2 separate regions of the Homo sapiens genome follow, and region 2 is linked to region 1. A link is an interaction called in ENCODE POLR2A ChIA-PET data of the cell type or tissue named here. Cell type or tissue: B cell. All regions are shown on one strand. Links, peaks and the distances in the headings refer to the core of each region. The heading gives the core; the rest is flanking DNA.

The links. Peaks named below come from ENCODE experiments on the same cell type or tissue, not always from the same donor. Only the 100,000 strongest peaks of a DNase experiment are listed, where the experiment ranks them.
Region 2: POLR2A ChIA-PET joins it to region 1 with 12 read pairs; 8 of 35 experiments call an interaction of 5 or more read pairs at or near these places.

The regions. Positions count from the first base shown.
Region 1 is chr17:82,202,803-82,208,166 of GRCh38, reverse strand. All of the region lies in intron 1 of CCDC57 (coiled-coil domain containing 57), which reads left to right. Among named protein-coding and RNA genes, the nearest start is that of CCDC57, 7.4 kb to the left of the region's middle. RefSeq lists enhancers at 1,651-1,760, 1,831-1,890, 1,375-2,176, 2,000-2,294, 2,221-2,400 and 1 more. In B cell, for the core only: CTCF peaks have their summits at 1,943 and 2,148; a DNase peak (open chromatin) is centred at 2,106; H3K4me3 peaks cover 448 bases; H3K27ac peaks cover 762 bases.
Region 2 is chr17:82,103,284-82,108,647 of GRCh38, reverse strand. The region is part of intron 18 of CCDC57 (coiled-coil domain containing 57); the gene reads left to right. Among named protein-coding and RNA genes, the nearest start is that of FASN, 7.7 kb to the right of the region's middle. RefSeq lists enhancers at 214-1,127, 1,637-2,026, 2,257-2,586, 2,627-2,676, 2,958-3,871 and 1 more. In B cell, for the core only: CTCF peaks have their summits at 970 (motif pointing right) and 2,172 (motif pointing left); DNase peaks (open chromatin) are centred at 1,017 and 2,237; H3K4me3 peaks cover 1,389 bases; H3K27ac peaks cover 1,972 bases.

The DNA of each region.
Region 1 (5,364 bases), core at 199-5,198:
AGGCCGAGGCAGGTGGATCACCTGAGTTTGGGAGTTCCAGACCAGCCTGACCAACATGGAGAAACCCCTTCTCTGTGTATTTTTAGTAGATTTTATTTTATGTGTATTTTATTCACAGGTATTTCTGGAAAACTCAAACTGTTTTTCCTCTACTCTGATACCACAAGAATCATCAGCACAGAGGAAGACTTCTGTGATCAAATGTGGTGGGAGAGGGAGGTTTTCACCAGCACATGAGCAGTCAGTTCTGCCGCAGACTCGGCGGGTGTCCTTCGGTTCAGTTCCAACACCGCCTGCCTGGAGAGAGGTCAGACCACAGGGTGAGGGCTCAGTCCCCAAGACATAAACACCCAAGACATAAACACCCAACAGGTCCACCCCGCCTGCTGCCCAGGCAGAGCCGATTCACCAAGACGGGAATTAGGATAGAGAAAGAGTAAGTCACACAGAGCCGGCTGTGCGGGAGAACGGAGTTCTATTATGACTCAAATCAGTCTCCCCAAGCATTCGGGGATCAGAGTTTTTAAGGATAACTTAGTGTGTAGGGGGCCAGTGAGTTGGAGATGAAAGCGTAGGGAGTCGAAGGTGTCCTTTTGCGCCGAGTCAGTTCCTGGGTGGGGGCCACAAGATCGGATGAGCCAGTTTATCAATCCGGGGGTGCCAGCTGATCCATGGAGTGCAGGGTCTGCAAAATATCTCAAGCACTGATTGATCTTAGGTTTTACAATAGTGATGTTACCCCAGGAACAATTTGGGGAAGGTCAGAATCTTGTAGCCTGTAGCTGCATGACTCCTAAACCATAATTTCTTTTTTGTTTTTTTTTTTTTATTTTTGAGACAGGGTCTCACTCTGTCACCTAGGCTGGAGTGCAGTGGTGCAATCACAGCTCACTGCAGCCTCAACGTCGTAAGCTCAAGCGATCCTCCCACCTCAGCCTGCCTGGTAGCTGAGACTACAAGCGACGCCCCAGTTAATTTTTGTATTTTTGGTAGAGGCAGCGTTTTGCCGTGTGGCCCTGGCTGGTCTCGAACTCCTGGGCTCAAGTGATCCAGCCTCAGCCTCCCAAAGTGCTGGGACAACCGGGGCCAGTCACTGCACCTGGCCCTAAACCATAATTTCTAATCTTTTGGCTAATTTGTTAGTCCTACAAAGGCAGTCTAGTCCCCAGGCAAAAAGGGGGTTTGTTTCGGGAAAGGGCTGTTACTGTCTTTGTTTCAAACTATAAACTAAGTTCCTCCTAAACTTAGTTCGGCCTACACCCAGGAATGAACAAGGAGAGCTTGGAGGTTAGAAGCACGATGGAATTGGTTAGGTCAGATCTCTTTCACTGTCTGAGTTATAATTTTGCAATGGTGGTTCAAAGACTGCCCGCTTCTGACACCAGTCGCGAGTCCTGGCCTCCGGAACTTCTGACTGACCACTGGCTTCAAGTTGGGGTTCCCACAGCCCCCTCTTTGGGTTCGATTGATTTGCTGGGGTGACTCACAGAACCCAGGGAAACACATACGTGTAACAGTTTATTATAAAGGGTATTACAGAGGATACAGATGAGGAGATGCGTAAGGGGAGATATGGGGGAAGAGGCTTCCTGGAGGACCCCCCCACACCCCACCCACCACTCCCCAGGAACCTCTCCACACCCTGTCCTCTTGGGTGTTTAGGGAGGCTTCCTGAAGTCAGCATTCCTTCCCCCAGGGTAGAGGGTGGGAGCTCTGGGGAGGATCTTATGACCTACAATGGAAAGTCAGGTGAGAGTGGAGACCTGGAAGGATTCTGTTTCCTGAGGCCTGACACGCCCAACATTGCAACAAAAGACTGTGACGTGTGAGAGTTATGAGCCAGGAACTGTGCAAGAAAACCATGATGTGTCATTGTACCACAACAGGTAAACCTACAACATCACCGTTAGCTCAGCTCAGTATTTTTAAAATGAGAAAATCAAAGTGATGGGATGCCCACCCATGCTGTTCCAGCCCCTGCTGGGAGCTGGCTGGTTCAGGGAGCCCCACTGGTTCTCCTGAAAGAGGGTGAACGCACAGCGAGGCCTTCCCTCCCCGGCGGCTTCTCCTGCCGCTCCCCAACCCGGAAGCTTCATGGTCCTTCTTGAAACCAGGTGCTTGCTGGGGACGCCTGCTGGCCGACAGGCAGATTGCGTCCAGATGCTGAGTCCGTGCTTTTGAAAGCCAATTAATCTCAGCCTTGGGGCTTTGGGGATCATCCCGAGATGGGATTTGTACAGAAACAGAGCAGGCCGTTCTATGATGAGGTCAGAAGGAAAGGCGAGCCGAGCCCGGCTGACTTACAGGCCCTTGGTGTGTGGGGCTTCTTATGGGTCCTGAGTGTGATGGATAAAGCGCTGGAGATGCTGGGCTCTCACCGGGTGCTGCACCGAGTCACTTGCTGTATGGATTTTTCAGGCTGCTCTTCTGTGCAGAGCACAGAGGCCTGGGAGCACCCATCTCACATAGAGGGGGTGGTACGTGCCATCTGCCTGTCCTGGCTGCCTGAAGCTTTTGAAAACAGGGTGACCCGCTGAGTCCTGAGACCTGGTGGGAAGGAACCTCACCCAGTGGGGAGATGGGGGCATGGGGACCTGGAGTAGCACGTGCACAGGAACTGGCAGATAAAGGCTGCTCTGGGCCTGCAGGGAGCAGCTGGAGCCACGCAGGCTGGGCCGTGTCCTCGGTCTGTCTTCATACGCTGTGCCAAGGAGATCGGACTTTATTTTGAAAATGGTCAGGAGTCGCGGGCACATTTGAGGCCAGATAAGATTGCATGATCAGATTCTCAGAACGGCAACCCCCATGGGTGGCTGCGACCAATGAGTTAAGGAGGCAAGCCCAGTGGCAGGGCAGCTGGTACAGGACGGGGGCCACAGCAGTCCCTCAGAGAAGAGGCCCGTAGACCTCGCAGACCTCAGGCTCTGCAGAGAACCGTTGTCATGACTCACGGGCACTGTGTGAAGGGTTCTGAGTCATCAGAGATCACAGTGGTGTTCCATCATTTAATGTGTATTTGCTGATAGTCCAATTCTTTCCCTGTGTGTGCACAGGTGTGTGCACAGGTGTGTGCATGTCCTCTGTGTACAAAATGTTTCAGTCGCCAAGACTGTGCCAGACAGTGGGACTCACTACACCCGACACTGGGGTGATGGCGTTGTGCCAACGTGAGATGGAAGTTAGGAAAGCTTCCCTGCAGTGATGTTCAGGTTGAGGTCCCACTGGCAGGAGGAGCCTGCCCTGCGGTTAGGAGGAACCTTGCAGACAGAGCGGCACCTGCCACACATCCCAGGCTCTGAGGGCACGTGGCAGCGACAGGCAGGAGCCTGGGGTCCAGATGTCCTCAGTGGAATGGGAAGCCTGGTTAAGCCTTTTTTTTTTCTTGAGATGGAGTCTCTCTTTGTTGCCCAGGCCGGACTGCAGTGGTGCGATCTCAGCTCACTGCAAGCTTCGCCTCCGGGGTTCACGCCATTCTCCTGCCTCAGCCTCCCAAGTAGCTGGGACTACAGGCGCCCACCACCACGCCCAGCTAATTTTTTGTATTTTTAGTAGAGACGGGGTTTCACCGTGTTAGCCAGGATGGTCTCAATCTCCTGACCTTATGATCCGCCCGCCTCGGCCTCCCAAAGTCCTGGGATTACAGGCATGAGCCACTGCGCCCGGCCCTGGTAAAGCATTTTTGAAAAGATTCCTTTGGCAGCCAAAAAAGTGGGAGTGCACAGCAGAGGCCAGTTGAGGTCTCTTGTGGTAAGACACTGTGGTGGCCGAGGTGTGGGCACAAGGTGGGAGACAGCAAGAGGTCAAGGATCATTACACGGGGTGGACGGTGGGGCCGTTGTAGGAGCTGAGGGAGACGAGGAACAGGAGCGTGGGAGAGTGCTGAGATGGTCGGTAGGGACCCTGTTAGCTCCGGCAATGGGTGGGCACGCAGCAGCTTGGAGGAGCCAGGCTGAGGTGGTCCAGGTGGCGTGATGGTCCTAGGGTGCTGGGCGCGGGGGTTGCATCGCAGGAAGCATGTGGGATGGAGGAGACCGTCTTTGCTCCAGAGCCTCGTCAGAGAAGCGCCGTCTCAGGACCCCCAGGGAGCCCTCGTGCCCCCAGCGGGTGTGCCCTGCTGACCAGCCCTTTCTGGAGGGGCCCACGGGTCTTGCAGCCCCTTACCCACCTCCTCCTTGTGCTTCGTCACAGCCGGTGCTCAGCCTGGCTGTGCCCTTGTACCCGCTCCCTCTGGGAGTTGGGACTTTGTACAACCATTGCTGTGCCCCGAGATGCAGAGGTGCCCGGAGATACAGAGGTACCCTAAGACAGGCTGGGGCTTTTTCCTGCTCTGGCAGCAGCACCCCGGCCATGTCCCACCAGGCCGGAAGTTTGTGCTTGTCCCCCAACTGGGTGTGGCCCTTTTAGGCCATGCAGTTCCCCTGTGTGGACACCAGAGAAGAGTTGTGGGGGATTTCTGTGTCCAAATCGAGCTCATACTTGGACCTCTAAAGGGTTGGGGGCAGCTAGGACCAGCCAGAAGAAACTTTATCTTTTAATAGACCACTCACTGCAGCGTGGAACTCCTGAGTTTGAATGACCCACCCACCTCAGCCTCAGAAAATGTTGGGATTGCAGGCGAGAGCTACTGTGCCCAGCTTATTGGTTTTTGTGATTTTTGTTTTTAAATTTTATTTTTTGTAGCACTTTATTTTTATGGTTTTACCAAAATATCAGTCCATGATGAACAAATAAAAGAACAAAAGAATGTACTCTCGGATGGTATATTAGACCATTCTCACATTGCTGGAAAGAAATACCTGACGCTGGGTAATTTATAAAGAAAGATTAATTGGCTCACGGTTCTCCTGGCTGTACAGGAAGCACAGTGTTGGCACCCGCTTCTGGGGAGGCCTCAGGAAACTTTTACTCATGGCGGAAGGTGAAAGAGGAGCAGGCACGAAGCAAGAGGGGAGTGTGAGTGGTGGAGAGATGCCACATCTCACTAGAACTCATTGTCACCACACACTTTGAAATGACCAAATCTCCCCAGAACTCACTGTCACAAAGACGGCACCAAGCCACGAGGGGTCCGCCCACATGATCCAAACACCTCCCACCAGGCCCCAGCTCCCCCGTTGGGGATTACAATTCCACAAAGGTTTGGGCAGGGATAAATATCGAAACCATATCAGGTGGTGAATCTTCCAGGAGCAGGGTGTTGGGTGGGAAGGGGCATTGGTTCTGAGGGACTGACCTGCTGTCAGTCCTCACGTAGCCACTTAGCAGCCTTAGTTTTCTCAGCTGTGAAATGGACAGAGTGCTGCGTTGAAGCTATTTTATAGAACCTAGCTCTTATAGCTGGACAAACCATGTTTCCCATCTTCC
Region 2 (5,364 bases), core at 99-5,098, 99 kb after region 1:
TGACTTGGGAAGGACAGCGGAAGGTATTTCCGTTTAGCTCTTGTGGTCAGATTTTTTTGTGAATGAAAATCTGCTGTGCGTCTTGGACACCGTCACATGCACTACCCTGTGTATTTCCCTTTAAAACTCAGAGCCAGCGATAACATGACACCAATGCAACACAAGCAAGAGAGATCCTGCCCTGAAACTCACTGTTGTTTTAGGCTTTCGGCGGACCCTGCTATAAATATGCAGATTTTATGCCCAGTCTGTGACCAGGGCCGAACCTCTTTCCTGAGGGGCTGGGGGACTCCTTCGAGGAGCAAGAACAGCCCGGCTGTCCACAGAGGAGCCCGTTTTCAGGGGTGGGATCACAGGTCAGGTGCTCTCTCAGCACAACTCCAGGACCCGGGCAAGCCATGACACTCATCTCACTAGGAGGCAGAGCGCCAGAGCGGCCGCAGGTCACTCGTCTCTGCCACTTGCTCTCCGAGTGCTCCAGAGTCAAGGACTGCGGCCTGGCCAAGGGGACAGTGGCCTGTGGCCTCTGACTCTGAGCTTGGAGAAGGCTTGCTGCTCCAACATCACGTGGACAGAGGCAAGGAGGCACGTGGGATTGGGAATGGGGATAGAGACCAGCCTGCCCCAGGAGCAGGTGGGTCCACCAGAAATGCTCATGCATTTGCTGACCAGGACTTCCATCCTGAGGTGTGTGCAGAGTGATCCAAAGCCCCCTCGTCCGTGCCGTGACTCTGGGCCCTGGAGCCCACCCCCTTTCTTTAGAAAAGCCTGTTCTGTAGGCATCTGTCCTGAGAGCACCCGATGGCACTGTAGGATGCTGAGAGCAGCTGAGGCAGGAGGGCCGGCGGCTGTTCCCTCCCAGAGTCCCATCTCAGGTGGACGCCGGTCCACGACTTCCAGCCCAAGGGCTAATGTGTCTTCTCCAGTCCACGTGGCAGGTGTTGCCAGGGGAGCGGGCAGTGCAGCTGTTGGACAGCAGGGGGTGTTTCTTCAACCCAGGCTGCCCTCCTTCTCCTGTCACAACAGGGCCCCATTCATTCTGGAACCTGCAGACCAACTCCATCCGCCCATCCTCACAGTGTGCCGAGCGCCAGGTCCAGAAGCACGCACCTACCTGGGGGCCTCTTCCTCCTTTCTGGCGGGGGTCCGCTTTGGCCCCTGATGCTAACCTCGCCCCGTGTGCCGTGCAGCTGGAGTCAAACGGAGGCGCAGAGACGCCATGGAGGGTGACAAGCCACACAGCAGGGTTCGAGGCAGCCACTCCCCACTCCCCACTCCCGCGGCATCTGTGCCCCACCCGGGTGCCAAGCCACTGTGCCATGCATCCCCCCACCCCCAACCTGCTGCAGGTGTGTGGGCCTTTGCCTCTTTTCCCAGGGGAACCAAAAACCCTGGGATCCAGAGGGTCATTGCCCAGATCTCTGGAGAGCAACTCCAGGGGCCTGGTCTCCAGGGGAGAAGAGGGAGTGGGGAGAGGCCTTTGGCCAGGCATGTGGCCCTCAGTGTCCTGAGCAGGTCGGGCAGCTGATAAGTGTGTGGCTGGCGTAGCTCCTGCAGAGCCAGGCTCCCTGGAGGAGCGTGTGGCCTCCTTCCCAGCTGTCCGCCCTCCTGCCAAGACATGCAGGGAGCAGCCCTGAGACACGGGTCTCAGGCAAAGTGAGTGGCAGGCAGTGCTGTTCCCCGGGGACATGGCGGTGACCTGCTGGTCTATGGCCCTGAGATGCTAGGGTGCCCACCTGGAGCTGTAAGCTGGCCTGGCAGACCTGGGAAGGCCCCATGGGCCCCTTTTGAAAGTTCCCTTTTCATGAATTTTACCCAGAATCTCCCCTGCACACTGGCCCCTGCTGCTTTTTGCTGTCCCCAGACAGTGCCAACAGAGACCACGAGTCGTCTAAACACCAGCCCAGGCACTCAGCACTCAGTGCAGAGTCCTGGCCCAAGGGGCATGAGGCCAGCATTCCTCACTTTAGGACCAGGAAACAGTTCCCATGCCTCCGAAACAGCGGAGACAGCTGCCACTTCCTGTCGCCCCAGCTCAGCCGCTGCCTGTCACTTTCCTTCCGGGGCCTCAGGGCGTTCTCCTGCGTTTACTCTTCTGAAAGGCAGGAGAAGGGTGGGGTGTGGAGATACCCAGAGGCTGTCCAGCTCTCAGGCCACTGCCTGGCCCTGGCTCTCACCGTCTCAGCCTCCTAGTGGCCTCCTCGGCACCCACCAGCCTGCAGCCACCTGTGCTTGGGGTTCTTGGCACCTCCCCTTCCTGTGGGCTGAGCTCAGATGGGCTCTGGTCGGGAGCCGGCCCAGGAGGAAGGCCATGCGTCTCTGGGTCTCTTCTCGCCCAAGTGAGGCCTGTGTGCCCGCCTTCCGTGATGCAGCCTCCGGTAGGGACAGACCCACGTCTCTCAAAGCCTTATGCCCACGATGTGTTTCCCTTGAATTCCCTTCCTTGGGGCTCCAGCTTGCACCCCACTACTAGGTGACTCCTCTCAAGGGCTGGGATGGGGCCCACATTGGGCAACACTGACAGGCTGTAGCAGACAGGCCTGGGCAGGCTCAGCAGCAGCAGGGGACCTGCCAGTGCCGTTGGGGGAGTAGCCACAGGCGCCCAGAGGAGGTGCTGGCATGAAACAAGGGGTCAGCCTGTGGTCGGCGCCCAGGCCCCCGAGGGCCCACCTCTCCTCTGCTCCAAAGGCCAGCAGGCGGGGCCTGAAGGATCTGGGGTTTCCTGCTGGCCCTGCCTCACCAGGCTGAGTGATGGGTGGCAGGACTGCCCAGAGCCCTGGAGCATGCAATGTCCAGTACCCTCCCCTCTTGTGCATCTGCCCAGTGGGGGCTCCAGGCTCCATGTGCCAGTGAGGTGGGGAAGGCAGCTGGACATAGCAGGCCCGGAGTGTCCCCCTGTGGAGGGACCGTGGGAACCAGATCACGTGGGCCTCCCTCCCCCTGTACCCCATTGCTCTCCTGTTGTCACACTCAGTCCCACAAAGGCAGCCCCGGGGCCACGGTGACCCCCCAGGGCTGAGCTCCAGGAGCTCAGGGGTGGGGGTGTCCATTAGGAGACTTTAGCAGGTGAGGGTTGACGCAGGCTGGGGAGACACGGGTGGGCGTGGCCTGTGAGCCTCCCAGGCGTGGGGACCCTGGAAAGGTGCACGCAGCTTCTGGAGATTCGGGGTGGGGGGAGTCAAGTCACATTCACTGTCACCGTCTGCACTAAAGGCCTGGGTGCCGTGCTGACAGTGGTGGGAAAAGCCTTGTTCCCAAGAGACTTGGAAATAACTAGATGCATTTGAGAAGGGTTGATCTTGGGTGCGTGAGGACCCCTGTGGCAGCCAGAGGGGGTTCAGCAGAACAAGGGCCCTTGACACAGCAGGGGTGAACCACACAGAGCAGCGGAGGCCACAGGGAGACGGAAGGGCCTCTGTGCCACAGAATGGACTTGAGGCCTGAGCTGCCATCAGGGCCAGGCCCTCCCCAGCCCCAAGGCAGGCTCTGGAGAACCAGGGAAGGCGTGGGCTCACCGTCTGGCCCTTCCCAAAGCCCTAGGAAGCCACGTAGGTGTGCCCAGGGGCACCCAGAGAGCCCGGAGCAGCCTGGAGAATGAGCCACCAGAGGCCAACTTGGTCAAGAGCTGAGCTGAGGCTCAGGTGCAGGAGAAGAAACTCACAGGGTGGCCAGAAAGCTGGGGACCAGCTCCGTCCTCTTTGTGCTCAGAGTTCTCATGCCCCCAGGCTGAGACGGGAGTGAGGGCCGCACCTTCCCTGCAATAGGACAGGCTATGTCCTCCCTGAGATTCCACCAGCTTCAAACCTCCAAGCCGGGCTTGGTGGCCCACACCTGTAATCCCAGCACTTTGGGAGGCCGAGGTGGGTGGATCACGAGGTCAGGAGATCGAGACCATCCTGGTTAACATGGTGAAACCCCGTCTCTATTAAAAATACAAAAAACTTAGCGGGGCGTGGTGGCGGGCGCCTGTAGTCCCATCTACTCGGGAGGCTGAGGCAGGAGAATGGCGTGAACCCGGGAGGCGGAGCTTGCAGTGAGCTGAGATCACGCCACTGCACTCCAGCCTGGGCGACAGAGTGAGACTCCGTCTCAAAAATAAAAATAAAAATTTAAAAAACCCTCCAAGTATGGTGCAGCCGCCTGAGGGGACGGAGCCCAGCCTGGGTGGCCCTGCCTCAGCACACACCAGGACCTGGGAGGGGTTAAGCCTGGGAGGGGCAAGCAGGCCCCAGTCCCCCTCCCCTGGTTAATCACTGCAAGGCCTTGGATGTTTCAGGAACTTTCCAGAAGCTCAGTTCGGGGCCAGAGCACAAGCAGCCCGTGGGGGAGGGGTGCAGGACCCAAGAGGCGCGTTCCTCACGCTGTGCCCGGCAAACTGTGTGTCCACATGGTTTCCCTGCGGCCCAGTCAGCCCAACGCAGAAAGAGAAATCCCGGCCAGGCTCGGCAAAACAGGTCAGGCGAGAAGGCGGGGCAGAGAGTGGTGGAGGCCAAGAGCGTTTTTACACACCAGTTACTGGGTTGACCTCAGATTAGCATCAGGTAGAAGAATCCGGGGTCACAGGGAGTCACGCCTGGGGCAGCCGCCTTGACACATCCAGCTCCGTGCCTCTGACCTAGGACTGGCTGGGCTGGGGCTGTCCGCTGCCCTGGGGTCCTGGGCTCATGGCCAGTTCCCTGCCACCATCACTGAGGAGGGCTCCGCAGGAAAAGGACCAGTGAAGAAACCAGAGCCTGTAAAGTGGATATTCTGAGCTAGGGGCCGGCCTGCCCTGGGGAGGGGGCCAGCTCACCCTCCCTGCCCCTCCCTGCCCCTCCCTGCCCCGGGGACTGTGACCCACTCACACCTCCCTGCTTCGCCCCGGGATACAGCCAGGGTCCTCCCAGCAGGGCCAGCTCAGGCCTCCCAGGCAAAGGGGCAGGCCCTTCACCCCCCTCCCTCAGCTCACTTTTTCTGAAAATCCCCACAGGCTTTGTCTGAGGAGGATCAAGCCGGGCAAAGCCCCCAGAATCCCTGAGCATTACAGAGGGACAACCAAGGCCTCTGGGTTTGAGGAGATGCCTCAGGGTCACAGTGGAGCACTAGGGCCTGGTCAGAGGACCAGCTTCCCCGCAGGAAGCCCTTTCCACGGGATACCCCACCCTCTGCCAGCCAGTGTGGGGGGTGGGGGGAGGGAGTGGGGATGGGGGCGTTGGCCGGGACCAGGAGGTCAGGCAGGCTTATTGTTGAGAGATAAAGGGTGGTAGCCTTTGTGTGAAGAGGAGGAATTCCTCTGGGGGTTGGAAACAAAGGGAGCAGGCAGCGTCCAGGGCCCCCCAGGACCCCAGCAGGGGGCCAGGGACTGTGTGACCCCAACGGGGCTGC